2 separate regions of the Homo sapiens genome follow, and region 2 is linked to region 1. Evidence: chromatin contacts called from ENCODE Hi-C or POLR2A ChIA-PET data. All regions are on one chromosome and are shown on one strand. The core of a region is the stretch at or near the end of the contact, and the rest is flanking DNA. Distances in the headings are between cores, read along the strand shown.

What was found. A loop is a pair of places that touch in the nucleus more often than their neighbours do. ChIA-PET counts read pairs that join two places held with the same protein, here RNA polymerase II (POLR2A). Pooled maps may share reads with other maps.
Region 2: a pooled map shows a loop between it and region 1 (2.5-fold over the local background). The contact joins two enhancer-like sites. A Hi-C loop is called at or near these places in 2 of 50 pooled maps. POLR2A ChIA-PET finds 5 or more read pairs at or near these places in 3 of 52 experiments (A549, CD4-positive, alpha-beta T cell and WTC11).

What each region holds. Positions count from the first base shown.
Region 1 is chr5:75,457,505-75,465,199 of GRCh38, reverse strand. It overlaps CERT1 (ceramide transporter 1), which reads left to right. Exons shown (of 17, transcript NM_001379029.1): 3 at 6,019-6,135. Among named protein-coding and RNA genes, the nearest start is that of CERT1, 50 kb to the left of the region's middle. Within about 2 kb of position 4,064, at least 2 of the 41 ENCODE cell types and tissues checked have a DNase peak (open chromatin) inside an H3K27ac peak, as active enhancers do.
Region 2 is chr5:75,666,148-75,673,842 of GRCh38, reverse strand. ANKDD1B (ankyrin repeat and death domain containing 1B) reads right to left here. Exons shown (of 14, transcript NM_001276713.2): 12 at 6,850-7,051; 13 at 4,460-4,591; 14 at 1,997-2,864. The coding sequence ends at 2,803. Among named protein-coding and RNA genes, the nearest start is that of POC5, 47 kb to the left of the region's middle. RefSeq lists an enhancer at 6,363-6,864. Within about 2 kb of position 4,607, at least 16 of the 41 ENCODE cell types and tissues checked have a DNase peak (open chromatin) inside an H3K27ac peak, as active enhancers do.

The DNA.
Region 1 (7,695 bases), core at 2,815-5,314:
GTTACTTGCTTTAACCAGGGCTATTAGAAAGCAAGTTGAAAACTTGAAAAAGGAGAGAGCTAGAGGAAGGGATCTCAGAATTGTATATATAAACTCTTCAAGTCTCTGGTTGACTCCTGAACCATGCATGTGTGCACCTGACTGAGAGCAGTCTGAACCATGTCCGTCATGGCAGAGATGTGAGAGAGCTAAAACTCCATTAAAGAAAACCTGCCATCATTTTAGCTGTAGGAACCAGGCAAAAGAACCTAGATAGTAAGGAGATAATCCTAAATTACAGCGCCAGAGAAAGAGAACCTAAAATTCTGAGTATAAAACTCCGGGCCACTTGCGGTGGCTCATGCCTCTAGTCCCAGCACTTTGGGAGATCAAGGCAGATGGGTTGTGTGAGTCCAGGAGCTCGAGACCAGGGCCTGGGCAACATGGCAAGACCTTGTTTCTACAAAAAATACAAAAATTATCCAGGTGTAGTGGCATGCATCTGTGGTCTCAGCTACTCCAGAGGCTGAGGTGGGAGGATCATGTGAGCCCAGGAGGCAGAGGTTGCAGTGAGCCAAGATTGCACCACTCCAGCCTAGGTCACAAAGTGAGACGCTGTGTCCAAAAAACAAACAAAAAACACTGCTCAAGTCTTTACCAGACCACCCTGGGCAACAATGCAAGTTTGGGCCCTAGCCTTCTGGGTGCCAAGAAGGGGAAAGAGGCCTTAAATATGAAGACTTTTCTTTATCTGCTTGCCTTCACCCGCATCCCCCATAGCACCCTGTACCCTATTCTCTGTAAGAATGTCTGATTTAGTCTGTCCAGAGGGTGGAGAGTAGGGCCTCTAATGTTACTATGCGGTAGGTGAGTAGTCACCAATGCTTGGGATGGGCATGTGGGGTTTCAGGGGTCTAGTTGCACCTTTTAATGACTCAGTCAATTCTGGTCTCAGCTCCATCCATGCCTTAACCTCTAGTGCTACCTGCTGCCTCCAGTTCCTTTACTTCTCCAATGTTGTGTGCAAATTGGCTTGATTCTTTTGTCTTCTTTTCCCTGGTAGATTTTTAATTTTCAGTTTTCTCAAGCCTGTGAAACTGGTCCAGTTTTCCCATAGAACTGATGTTTATGGTTTCTTTTGCATAAACCTAGCACTTGACCCTCCCAGTCTTGAAACTTGAGAAAGTTACATTTGTCTTATCTGAATTCCTTTCTCAGGAAGCCAACCATCAGGCCTCCCAGGTAGTATCAAAGAACTGAAAACTTACCAGATCACTGCATCTGGACAATGAGATGCCAGAACTCTTACCTGGCATAAGTGCCTAACCAACCACCTGCTTCCTGTTGAGCAACTCCTTTTCCTTACCCCTCCCTAAGTCTTATGTTTCCACACATGGTTATATTTCTTCCCTCCTCTATAGACCCCTGATTTTAGTTAATCGGGGAGATAGATTTGAGACTGACCTCCCGTCTCAACTTTAGCACCCTATAAAGCCTTCTTCCCTGGCAATAATCATTGTCTCAGTGATTGGCTTGCTGTGCTGTGAGCAGCAGGACCTAGACCAAACCCCTGGTGTTTTGGTAACACCTGTTAAGTCATTTACCACATTCCAACTGTGAATTTTGGTGATAAGTTTTTTCTTTTTCTTTTGGACATTTATGTCTCTTTTGTTCCTATAAGGTTATTTTGGTAGGGAGTAGGTATAAGTGCCATGGATTTATTCACCTTTTGAAATTTTTTTGTCCTTAACAGTGAGTGTTGACATGAGAAAATATGGAACCCACTTTTTTATAGATGTCTTTTTCCTGTAGCATGCATTCTTAGTGGTGGTGATACTTGGTTCTTCGGGAGGGTTGAAATCATAGATAAAACAATGGTTTATGGCCCCAAAAAATTCTAATGGACAAAAATCTTATCCTTAGTATTTAATTGTGGGGTAGAGGGTTTGGTAATGCAAAAACCTTGAGAAACAGTGTCCTATAGCATTTCCTTTATTCTTGAAATTAATTAACTTTACAGAATATATATTCGTGTTAATCTTTCTGTGTCTGTTTTTCCTGGGCATAGTGTGTCTTTCTGTTATGTATGTTATATTTTCATGTTTGAAAACACCAGCTAAAGTATTTGCTTTATCTCCTTTGATACTCTACATTATTATATTTCTTTCATTTTGTGCTTTTCTCAAATCTGTTTAACATGTCCATGACTTTTTTTTTTTTTTTTTTTTTTGAGACGGAGTCTTGCTCTGTCGCCGGGCTGGAGTACAGTAGCGCCATCTTGGTTCACTGCAACTTCTACCTCCCGGGTTCAAGTGATTCTCCTGCCTCAGCCTCCTGAGTAGCTGGGACTACAGGCGCGCGCCACCACACCCAGCTAATTTTTGTATTTTTAGTAGAGATGGGGTTTCACCATGTTGGACAAGATGGTCTCGATCTCCTGACCCCGTGATCCACCCACCTCGCCTCCCAAAGTGCTGGGATTACAGGCGTGGGCCATCCATGACTTTTTAAACCTGGCTTTTTGTTGTTGTTTCCCACGTTTTTAACTCTGTTTTTTGTTTTTTTAACTCTGTCAGCCCTCTTTTCATCACTTGTCACCTTAATTCTTCTTTAAACTTTTTAGTCTTTTTTTCCTTTAGATCGGGGGTCCTCAAACCCTGGGCCACAGACCAGTACCAGTCCATGGCCTGTTAGGAACCAGGCCGCACACCAGGAGGTGAGTGTCAGGCAAGCCGACATTACCTCCTGAGCTCTGCCTCCTGTCAGATCAGCAGCAGCATTAGATTCTCATAGGAGTGCAAACCCTATCGTGAACTATTTATGCGAGGGATCTAGGTTGCACGCTCCTTATGAGAATCTAATGCCTGATGATCAAGGTGGAACAGTTTCATCCCAGAACCATTCCCCGCAACCTGTCTTTGGAAAAACTGTCTTCCATGAAACCGATCCCTGGTCCCAAAAAGTTTGTGGACTGCTGCCTTAGATCATATCTTATATTTATCACCTCTCAATGTTTTCCATCTAATTTTGGCCTCTATCCTACATTTGTTTCTTTCTAATAATTACTTCTCAGCACCAAAACAAGGAAAATGAGACCAGTGAGGAACTTACCTCAATCACAAAATTTAAGGAAGCAAGAAAAAACTCAATAATCAAGATAAATATTTTATTGCAATATTTTTTAAAAGGACTAAATTACTGTATAATGAGCAAAATATCAAAATTTTTAATAAAGACAGGATTGATTGTTACTGAATGAAACAATCTGTTAGAAGTTTGGGGCACATATGTGTGTGTAATATAGTGATGTGAGCTTTATTGCATAATACATCCTCTTAACCAAATCTGTCATTTCCTTTGCCCTGTAGACTCATCTTCTCTCGTTTTTTTTTTTTTTTTCACTTTGTTGAGATGTAAAACTTTTGTGTTATTCACAGACTTTCTATACCACTTACAATTCATGCTTTTCTCTTCTGTGCCACCTATGCTCCAGATCATAGATGGTAGAAATGGCTCCCTTGTCTGCATAAGAAGGTGTTTGCCAGAGAAAATGGTGAATTATGAGCTATATGTTCTTTTATTTTTCTAAAACTTTAATAAGTATATTTAACACATTACAAAATGTAAAACATTTTAAGAAATACTGGCTGGAAATATAATGGGAATTATCATGGAGTAAAAGTTTAAAACTCCTGGGCTACTTACAGCAATAGACTGATCATCTGCTTTACTTTATTTGGTTCTTTAGATTAGCATTTCCCAATCTTTTTGGCACCAGGGACCAGTTTCATGAAAGACAATTTTTCCATGTAGTGGGTGACGGGGGATGGCTTTGGGATGAAACTCTTCCACCTCAGATCATCAACCATTAGATTCTCATAAGGAGCGAACAACCTAGATCCTTTGTATACACAGTTCGTTGTAGGGTTTGTGCTCCTATGAGGATCTAATGCCGCTGCTGATCTGACAGGAGGCAGAGCTCAGGTGGTAATGCTTGCTTGCCTGCTGCTTACTGCCTGCTGTGCGGCCCAGTTACTAACAGCCCATGGACTGGCACGGGTTTGTGACCTAGAGTCTGGGGACTCCTGCTTTACATAGCATATGTTTCATTTCCTCCAAGAAGCTATTCTCAGTAATTAGACTTGATTCTTAACATGCCTGGATATTTATAATTCAGTTAAATTTATGATCATTATTTATGAATGTTGGACGTTATCGCTTATGTCTTTCTGTATTTATAATTACTGAAGCAGGATATGCATTGTTTTTCCCTTTTGCTTCTTTCTAGCACACTCTACTTCTCATTTGTAGGTTTATTATTGTCCAGCACATACTGATTCAGGAAATTTAACTTGAATCCTTTAATCAGTCAGAACCATGATTTCTTATCTTAAGTTGTTTCATAGCCTAAAGAAAATGGTAGAGTTAGTTTATATTGTGTTTGCTAAATAAACTGATGAGATAAAAGGTGGATGTTGTTAAGGGAGGGAGAGAATAAACAATAAACCCTGGGAGGAGTACAGGATGTAAATTGTGTTAAGCAAATAAGTTCACTGTCGTGTTGCCCAGAGCGGATTCTTTTCCCTCCAAGGTTAAGAATCTTTTTAGGAGAGGATATTGATTGACTCTCTCTACTGTATCTGGTGGAAAAAGAGGTGGTAAATGTGATGTATTCCTGTCATATTTTAATTCATTTATTGAGATTAAAAACAAGGATGTAAAACATTCATTTTTTATATTCTTGAGTCAAGAGCACTGAATCAAAAAGTTGACATTTTCACTAAATGTTTACACCTTAATGCGGAGTTTTCTCTAGATAGCTCATGTAGATCTTATGTAATATTCATTTTATTTTTTTCCTTTAGCTGGAAGTGCTCCTGGTTGTTACTATCAAAGACATGTAAAAGCCTAGAAGTTAATTTTAGATACTTAAAGGGAAATGTTAACATTTTTATCTTGCTTTGTTAAATTTCATAAGATTTGATAAATGAGATATCAAGAATATTTAATGAAATAAAATTATTAATGGGCATTTACTTTTGAATAATGGAGTAAGAAAAAAGTAGTAAATGTCTACTCTAAAACTTATTTTGGCCTTAAAAAATATATATGCTTTTAGCTCGGCACAATAGCTTGTGCCTGTAACCCCAGCAACATGAGAGGCCAAGGTGGGAGGATTGTTTAAGGCCAGGAGTTCGAGACCAGCCTGGGCAACATAGCAAGGCTCCATCTTTTTTTTTTTTTTTTTTTTTTTTTTTGAGACGGAGGACTCACTCTGTCACCCAGGCTGGAGAGCAGTGGCGCAATCTCGGCTCACTGAAACCTCGGCCTCCCGGGTTTAAGCAATTCTCTGCCTCAGCCTCCCAAGTAGCTGGGATTACAGGTGCCCACCACCACGCCCAGCTGATTTTTGTATTTTTAGTAGAGACAGGATTTCACCATCTTGGCCAGGCTGGTCTTGAACTCCTGACCTCGTGACCCACCTGCCTTGGCCTTCCAAAGTGCTGGGATTACATGCATGAGCCACCGTGCCCAGCCAGCAAGCCTACATTTTTAAAAAATTTTAAAAATTAGCAGGGCATGGTGGTATGTGCCAGTAGTCCCAGTTGGGAGGCATGAGGATCACCTGAACCCAGGAGTTCAAGGCTGGAGTGAGGCTGTGTTCATGCCATTGCACTCCAACCTGGGCAATAGAGCAAGACCCTCACCTCAAAAATAAATAAAAATAAAAGTTATCCTTTTGGTGGTGTTCTCACTAGTTAACTCAAAGCATTTGATGAAAAATATCAGCTCTGTTTTAGAAATAGATGTTTGTAGCATATGTGACAACTCATTTGTAAGAGTAGTGAGTGAAATTTGGCTTTTGGTAACTGTGCCTTTGTACATTCTTATCTTCAGACAAGTTATTTGAGCAGAAAAATAAAAAGTAACAAGTCTCCCACCAGCACAGAATGAGTATGTTCATGTTTTGGCTTTGGGGTGTAACACTTCTAAGGATATAATTAGCTTTGCTTTTCATTTTCTACTTTTTCTCCACAGCCTCACGATTTTGATGAATGTCGATTTGATATTAGTGTAAATGATAGTGTTTGGTATCTTCGTGCTCAGGATCCAGATCATAGACAGCAATGGATAGATGCCATTGAACAGCACAAGGTAAGATCCCTAATGTTTACCTGTCCATGGAGGACTAGGTAAGAGATTGTTGACAATACCTTAAAAAAAAAGTTGACATGTGACATTAGTTACTGAAACATTGAACATTATTTGGATGATAAAGATTAAAGCAGTTCATATGTAAATTTTTGAAATAATTTTTATTTTTAACACTTTAGTTGTACTAAGGGTATTTGCTATGATAAATATTACTCGGCTGGGCATGGTGGCTCACGCCTGTATTCCCAGCACTTTGGGAGGCCGAGGCAGGTGGATCAGCTGAGGTCAGGAGCAATACCAGCCTGGCCAGCATGGTGAAATCCCTTTTCTACTAAAAATACAAAAATTAGCCGTGCTTAGTGGTGAGCACCTGTAATCCCACCTACTCAGGAGGCTGAGGCAGTAGAACCGCTTGAATCCGGGAGGCAGAGGTTGCGGTAAGCCAAGATTGGGCTACTGCACTCCAGCCTGGGCAACAGAGCAAGACTCCATCTCAAAAAAAAAAAAGATAAATATTTTTCATTGTTAACTACATCAAAAATATACCCTTTTTCATAAAACACATTTCGATTTTTTATTTAGGTTTTGCTTCATAATAAATACCTTTTTAATGATCTAAATAAAAGGATTTTTGAAATAACATTGGATTATAAAACCCCAACTTATAAAAGTTTCAATGTTGATTTTTGTTATAACTTTTTGGGTAAATTCTTAGTACGAACATTTGTAAATCAGTTATTCTTTGTAAATGTGAGGCTATCTAATGATAAACCTATAGAAAGTCTTTTTTATATAAATATATAAGGTACATTCATATAATTTAAGCTAGTCTTTGACTTCTGTTAATAAATATTAAGTAGACTAAAGAAATACATTAATAAATCTGTATTATTAGCTAATTCAGTAATACCATGATAAAACAGAGAACGTTCTAAATCCACCATGTCATTCTTGAGTATGACTTAAGAGAAGTTTTGCTTGTTTACGTACTTGCCTATACTTGTTCGTTTGAGTTTCACAAAGTTGTAGTTGAAACACCTGTTTTGGTTATTTCTAACAGGCACAAAACACACACACACATACCACACACACACACACACACACATTTTTAACAGGCACAAAACACACACACACACACCACACACACACACACACGCGCGCCTATACCCATACACCCAAGAAAAACCAGTCTGGCTTGAGAAAGAAAAGCTAACACGATTGATAAAGAAGTATGCGATTGTGAAATCTCAGGCACTGTTTTGGGTATTTTTAACAAGCACAAAACACACACACACACCCCTACACCCACACACCCAAGAAAAACCAGTCTCACCTGAGATTTCACAATTGCATACTTCTTTATCAATCGTATTAGCTTTTCTTTCTTGGTTTATTGATTTAAGATTTCTCCCAGCCTAAATAAAATTGACTATGTTACCTTTCTTTTTTTTCTTTGTTTTAGCTTTAGGACTATATATTTAAACTTTAGTGTTAAGTTTTTAAAACATTTTCTAAGTCTTAGTTATCTTGGTAATGTTACTTCAGAAAAGTCTAAATATG
Region 2 (7,695 bases), core at 3,358-5,857, 210 kb before region 1:
GGGATTACAAGTGCCAGCCACCATGCCCGGCTAATTTTTGTATCTTTTTTTAGTAGAGACAAGGTTTCATCATGTTGGCCAGGCTGGTCCCGAATTCCTGACCTCAAGTGATCCGCCCGCCTGAGCCTCCCAAAGTGCTGGGATTACAGGCATGAGCCACCACGCGCGGCCCCGTTTTTTGTGGCTTTAACATGTTAGTCTTCATTTTTCCAGGACTCTAACAACAGTTGAAAATAGACGGAAACGGCAACACCTATGAATCATTTTTTAATGCCAAAAGGGAAAACATTTGTAATACTAGCACTAGAGTTACAGAAGTATCAGAAATTTCCTGTTAGAATGAGCCTGTTTCTGGTGTTCTTTCTCGCCTTATTATTTGAAACTCTGCAGCACTGAACCTACCTTGTTCTCCCCGAACATCTAAACACTGTTCTGTGGTGGCGTAGCCCTGAGCAACTCAGCAAACCTAGGCCTGGGCAGAAATTTTTCAATGGCTGGCCAATACAAAGAAACCATCTGGGCAGAACTGATTTAGGTGAACAAGACTTGGCTTCTAATGGTTTCATTGCTGACTGATTGTGTGGGCCAGACAATTAAATGAATCTCTGGATCCTCATCTGTGAAATAAGAATAAAATCTACCTACTATTTCACAGTACTTATACATAAAAATGAACAGGTTCTAAAGAGTTTGTCCAGGACCTCAATTTCCATCTCTTTTAACAGAGTGGATGGAGTTAATCATCTGAAGCCTCTTCTAATTTGAATATAAGTTCTCTGCACTAATTTTTATTATAGGAAATAGGTTTTCTTGCTGCCTCACATTGTTCACAGGACATCAGAGAATAAATGTGATATAGGCAAATAGAATCCTAAGGCCTTTCTGAATTACTAGGCTGTTTCTTAAAGGGTATTAGATATTTACACAACACTTGTTCTGGATTCTGGCCCAGCTACCATTGTGGTAAACAAACAGCTCCACCCCTCATGGTCTTCAGCAAGCTTTTCATGAACACAAACCACAAGCACCTCATCTCGTGCCCTTTCCATGTGTGTGCTCTTCCCGGGCTTCCCCGTTCACTCCCAGTTGAGTCAGGATAGTGCAGGCTCCACTGGGGAGCCCACTCATGCAACCCAGAATTAATACTTGGCATTATGGTAAACAGACCAATTCTTCCTTCCTTCTCCCTGTATGAATTGTCCTGAGATGCATTAGTATATCATGTCTCTCAGAATAGAGTAGCCCAAGATTAAATAATCAGTTATGCTTGTACCAAGTGATGGCCACTTAGGTAATTCGCTTTGTTCTTGCTCTCCCTCCTCCCTAGACAACTCCCCTTTCTCCTCCGCTCCTTCCCCGGATGTACACTTCTGAAAAAGTTGTTGCACACAAACTTCGGTCTTAGACAAGCTCTACTTTTTGAGGAATCTAGACTACAACTAGGAATGGTTTTCAGTATCCAAGCCAAAACAATATGGACAAACTGAAGTGAATATTATGAATGTTGTGATTAAGAATATTATAAACATATTTTTAAGCTTTAAGCTCTAGAAATGTATGTTGTCTAAAGCACCAAGCAATTAGTGTTGGCCTAAGTTAATGTAAATTCAACAGTTTAACACTTGACACAGTTATAGTATATATTCATATTTGTTTATTTTTGCATAAAGAGGTTACCCCAATCTGGTGGGGAGCAGTAATAGAGAAAGAGAGGTCAGTGGAAACTGGCCATACTGAAGAACAGATGGGACAATACTTCTTCTCAATATGTTTTTGAAAAACGTTTTGGAATCATGTGAATCTATTACCTGTTTTAAACATTCATAAGATTAAGTGGGCCATTTATAATCAGTATGAGACAAAGACATAAAACTATAAATTCATGATAGAATAACTGGATTGAAATTGCTTATGGTTTTAGTATGTGCCTTGTAAATTTAGAGTCAGAATCTGAGAATGGAGAGTCTTAAATTCCAATGAATAGGTGCACATAAACTGACACTCAATTTTACATTTATTTCATAACTCTTAGATTACAAAAATAATGCATGTTCTTTGTGAAAAAAAGAATGGAATGTACCCAAAAGTACAAAGAAAATAATCATCTGTAATTACATCACCAAGAGATTTAAAAAAAAAAAAAAATGGTGTACATACTTCTGGTCTTTCCTAAGTAATATATTACACAAAATGTGTGATTTAAAGTCAACAATGACTATAAATTCCAAACCCAGTTTCTCTTACTGAAAGAGAAATAGCAGTTGATTTCCGTACTATGGGCGTGAGGCTACACAGGCATTTTCCCTTCATCTTCATTCCAACCCTATGGATTAAATAGACATCTCTCCCAGTTTATAGAGAAGGAAACTGAAGATCTAAGAACGTAAACAACATTAACATGCCCAAAGGTTCACATCTAATAAGTGGCAAAACCAAGTTCAAAACCATATTTGTCTATTATAAAAACCCTTGTTTTTTTACTGTACCATGATGCTGCTCCCATGAGTTTTTTAAAAAAACATGACATACAAAACCGTCCTAGATTATCTTATTACATGGATTACATCAAATGATTGATAGAAATGGGAAAATCACATACAACTTGCCCTCAGCAAAAAAAACTATATTTGACTTTTTAGTGGTTGAAAAGTATCATGGTATTACTCTTCTTTCATCTGTTAGAGTTCCCTGTCACCACCATCATCATAGTTGAAAATCAGTGCTACTGCTAGAAGAAATTTATGGCATTAAAAGAACTGAATGCTGAGTGGAAAATCATGTAAATACAATTTCTTTAGGCATTTATGAAACTACACATTTCTTGGAGTTTGAGTCAGTTTTGCTTTTGAAATGACGAGTCTTTTCTGGAAAAAATAAGATAACATTTATGAATACCTAAAATTTTTAAAGCACTGATTGTCTACCAGGCACTATTATTCATTAAATCCCACAACAGCCCTTTGAAGTAAACATTTTTATTTTCTTTCCTAGTTAATAAATGAGAAGGTTGTCACAGGAAGGTCATAGAACTTGCTCGAGGTTTACAACCAGTCAGTCAGCTTTGGAGTTCAAGAGTGAGCTCACACAGCCTTGCGTCAGAACACATACCCTTAGCCAGTTCAGTGGACTGCATCTTCATCTTCTCTAAGAGTTCTTATGGAACCTCTTTCATAGGAAGAATACATTTAACCCTTTTCCCATTTAGAAAAAAAAGTGCAGCTCACTGCCAGCACTTCTTCAATTTTACATAAATACGCTCTTTGAGGCTGAAGCAAATCTGATTTTCATTGTGAAAAACAAATATACAAACTTCTTGGAGTTATTTCTAAACAGAACTAACATCAGAATAGTCTGAATCATCCGAATCATCAATTTCTGAAAAATTGGATTCATGGAATGAATCTTTGGCCAACAATTGTTTGAGAACGATGTTAACATCACATATAGGAATGCTACATTTTCTAGGACTTGACATTTTCAATGATCAAGAATTTCCATATTTTGTAAATGGAAATACCACTAGTAAAACCAGAATGCTATAAGTAGAATGATATCTTTTGTTTCCAAAGTCAATATACTAGAGTGATCCAAAAATAATAATAAAAACAAGATAATTCATGGCAAAGTTTTTTCAGGGTAAATGCTGCAAGCACCACTGGTGAGTATTCTCGGGGCCAATGGGAACAGGGTAAAAGTTGAGGGAAAAACTCCAATATTATGAGATCATGTGATGGAAGGTAAGTATCCACACATTGTTCCTTGTACCTACTACTGCTGGAAACTATTGGATCAGTCGGTGTTCACTCATTTATCTTCTTGCTCCAGGTAAAACTGCTTCAGTGAAAATAATGGCAGATGTTCCTGTATTTTGCTTGAATGCTTGTTATTACATGAGAGCTACAACACCGCCTAATTTATTGATAAGTTTTTAAAGGATCTTTCCTGACAATATGGTCAGTGATTTTGGCAGACTGATTTTTAGCAATAACCTCAGGTGGCAAAGTAATAGCCTGTCTGCTCTTTTTGTTCTACCTAGAGATAACATTTTCAAATACACTAACCTGCAGTTTATCAACAGGGGTAAAATGGCATTTTGAGCAAGACAACTCTTAGTCGTGGAGAACAATCCTATAACTGTATGGGATAGTTTAGCACTTCTGCCCCACCCCACCTGCCCCCACCACACATACACATAAACAAAAACACTCCCACACTTTTTCAAATGCTGAGTAGGGGGATGACACAGAACTGCCAGGCTAATGAGTAACCAGTATTGACTGGGTCATTCCCCAAAGGAGAAGCTGCTGACAGCTTACAAGCCCCTTCCATAGTTCCATACTCCGTGTGAGCCACAGCTAACACCACGCTGGGGCTGTAGCTGGTCAGGATGATATTTCTGTAGACTGCTTCCTGAAATTTTAAGGGAGAAAGAATTTCTGTTGTTGAAACTGTCACTTACCAGCTAGTTTTGGGAAACCTGCGTGTACCAGCTCTTCATACAGTTGCTTGGCCGGGTCACCCTGAGTCATCAGGGTCCCGTGTAGCCAGATAAGCAGAGCCCTGTGGCCATGTTCACGGAAGCTTTCATTTCCTGTGCCAAGCACAAGAGGTCCGAGGTAAAACACCACGAGCTGCTATCTCTTTCCATTGTGATCTCAGTTCCAACTAAACTTTCTGAATGACTGTTTGCTTGCCTGTTCCTCTTCGAAAAAAGCCCTTCCAGTTGCCCTCGCTGTGCTGCTTTATGATGACCAGCATTTGCTTTCCCTCCAGCCTGTGCTATGCACCTGCTATGCTTGGCACACACCCAAAGGAGTGTACAAGAGAGAGGACAGCTGTGGTGCCTGCCCAGGGGGAACAATTTTAATGAAATATGCAACTTCTCATAGACCAGTGCTCTTCAAACTCACAGTGCTTATTTCACCTGGGTATCTTACTAAAATGCAAGTTTGGATTCAGTAGGTCTGGGGTAAGAATCCATGCATCTAACAAACTCCCGGGTGCTGCTGCCACTGCTGCTCCATATTCCCCACTCTGAGCAGCAAGCATGCACCATTCATTCTGCCACTCCAGTCTCAAGGAAGCTACTCTGAGGGAAGTTTGCATCCCTGGGCCAGGATTATTCATTTGATAAATACTCACTGCATATCTCAGCCTAGAGAGGTGTTGGGGGAAGTACCGGGATAGGGAGCCACAAAGCCTCTGTGGTTCCCAACAGGACTTCACTACAGGCTCCTTGCTCTGAGAGAGAGTGTGCAGGAGCAGACATGCTGTGCAAGGGAAGGGCCTGAGCTCTGCAGGGGTGAGGGAGAAGTTCACTGGACAGACTGATATGGAGAAGCGGGCATTTCAGGGAGAGGGAACTGCATACTTACAGAATGTACTCCTGGACAAGTCCTCTGTTCCTTTCCTAATCTTGCTCTTGACAAACTAATTTTTCTTAAATACCATCATGAGTCTGTCACTCCTTTGATCAAAAGCCCACAAACTCCCCAGTGCCAGTAACCTTACCCTGGATCACAATATAATTGAATTGCAAGTGTCATTGTTATTGTGCCAACTAGATTATAAACTCCATCAAACATGCATGGCTTAGAGAGCTGATGTATCTATCCCTCATCCAGCAGAAATAAACACTCCAGGCCCTCCATAAAGGTTCCATCGAAACACTTTAAAATCCCCCTTATCCTGCTGGCAAGTACTCTGAAGATACACTATATTTTCAAGTCATCTCTTTAGGTCAAGTTAGAGTTCCAGGAGGCAACTCAATTTTCCTAAAGACTTCACAGAACACTATAAGCCTAATTAATGACAAAAAAGAAATCTTAACAATAAAAAAATTTTTCTAGTTAGAAACTAGTTAGTATTCAATGTTTTCAATACATTATCTTCTATTTTTCACATGAAAATGTATCCTAAGAATGTGCAATACAAAGTCTCATAATTTACTTGTATGTGGTATAAATAGTGTGTGCTCATGGACTGTGCTTCTGCCATCCCCAGTTCCCAGCAATCCCTAATACAAATAGACCCCTGAGCAAGGACACCTTCTCGTCTTAGGATGTCCATGAGAGGGCAGTGCTCTGAATAGAAAACTTTGCCAAGAAACATGTTTGCTTCATTGTTTTCAAAGCTAATTAGTTGATTAATGCCAAGTAAACTTTCTATGTTTCCTAGGTTTTCGTCTAACCACAAAAAACAAAATTAAGGAATCTAGCTGACCTGACTTCACTAATTATGACAGTTTGAGTCCAGCTGAAATGATTCCATTGCTTGGAATCATCTAGCCAAGAAAGCCCTCTGAGTCTGTATTTGCCGTGTCGCTCATGGCACAGCCAAGTCTCCCCTAAGGCAGTGTCCTACAACAACCCTTTCTCCTACACCCACCTGCTTTAAGGAATTCCTCTTTCTGGAGCGCAGACTTAAACAGCGAGCCTATTGATTACAGAATGAACCCATTCACCCCAGGACAGTCTCAAGGAACATAGAAATCAGATTGGCTTCCCACTGACACACCAACTGTTAAATCCTTGCTTGCTTCCTTAGTGACCGTCCAGTTGGGAATCTTACTGTCTCTCTAGGCTAAATGCACATGTCTGATATGGGTCAATACACATAATCATCCTTTACAAACTTCGGTTTACTGCAGACCATGAGTGTTCACTTTCTGCAAATCTTAATGCCCAAATCACTGGTGTGGACCTAAGCTAACTGCCCCTATTCCTGGGCCCCTTGAAGACTGCAGCTTATTGTGAGTGCCACACACTTCCTTGGAAGACCTCACACCAGGAGGCACTGCTGTTCCTAACAGTGAATTCCTCCTGCCCACATCATCTAGTCTGTACTCACCCGACCACTGCTCCTCAATGGCTCTAATCTGGTCATCTGTAAAGTTCCACGAACGGGCCAGCCTCTGCCACTCATTGGCCTTCAGCTGATGGTAAGCCAGGTCCCAGAGAAGCGTGCGAATGTGTCTGGTCTCCAGACTGTGATCTTGCTTGAATGTCAGAGTAAAGCCTGTTGACGGGTCCCTGATGCTCTCATGATGCTCCTAAAGTGAAAATAATTGTATCAGAAGATTTCAGACATGTTCTACTTATTACCTTATTTCAGAGTATATATGTTTTTCAAACATAACTAGTAAGGTGGTAACCGAGACTATGTTTTCAATGCCTCCTGTCACTGGATCATATATATATTTTTTTTTTTTGCCATCCAAAATGGAAATAAATGCTTGAAATTAAAAGCTTGGGTACCGTCTGTCTGACACAGGAAATGTGAGGGATTTTGCCTATTGTGTCCCATGCTGCTTAGAACAGAGAATGAGAACAGAGAGGCTGTCTTGGCAAAGGATGTGTCACAACAACAAAACCATCTTTAATGGCCTTTGTTTGAACCCATACCCCCATTTCTTCTTTTGGGTATTTGATGTTCTCATATTGAAGCTTCGGTGAGCCCAGATTGGCTGTATCCTTAATAAGACCCCACAGCTGGTCCCTCATTCATCCTGCTCTCTGGTGAGCATAAGGAGAGTAAACTAGGAGCCTAGCTCAGGCTGGGGCTTGGGGAAGAGGTGACTAAGGGAGTGGAGAGGACAGGAGTGGACATCATTTAAAGTCACTATAGCCAGGCTCAGACCAACAGCACTATGCCTAGATTGGCATCTTGTTTTCTGACTGTTGAAAGGTTCCTTTT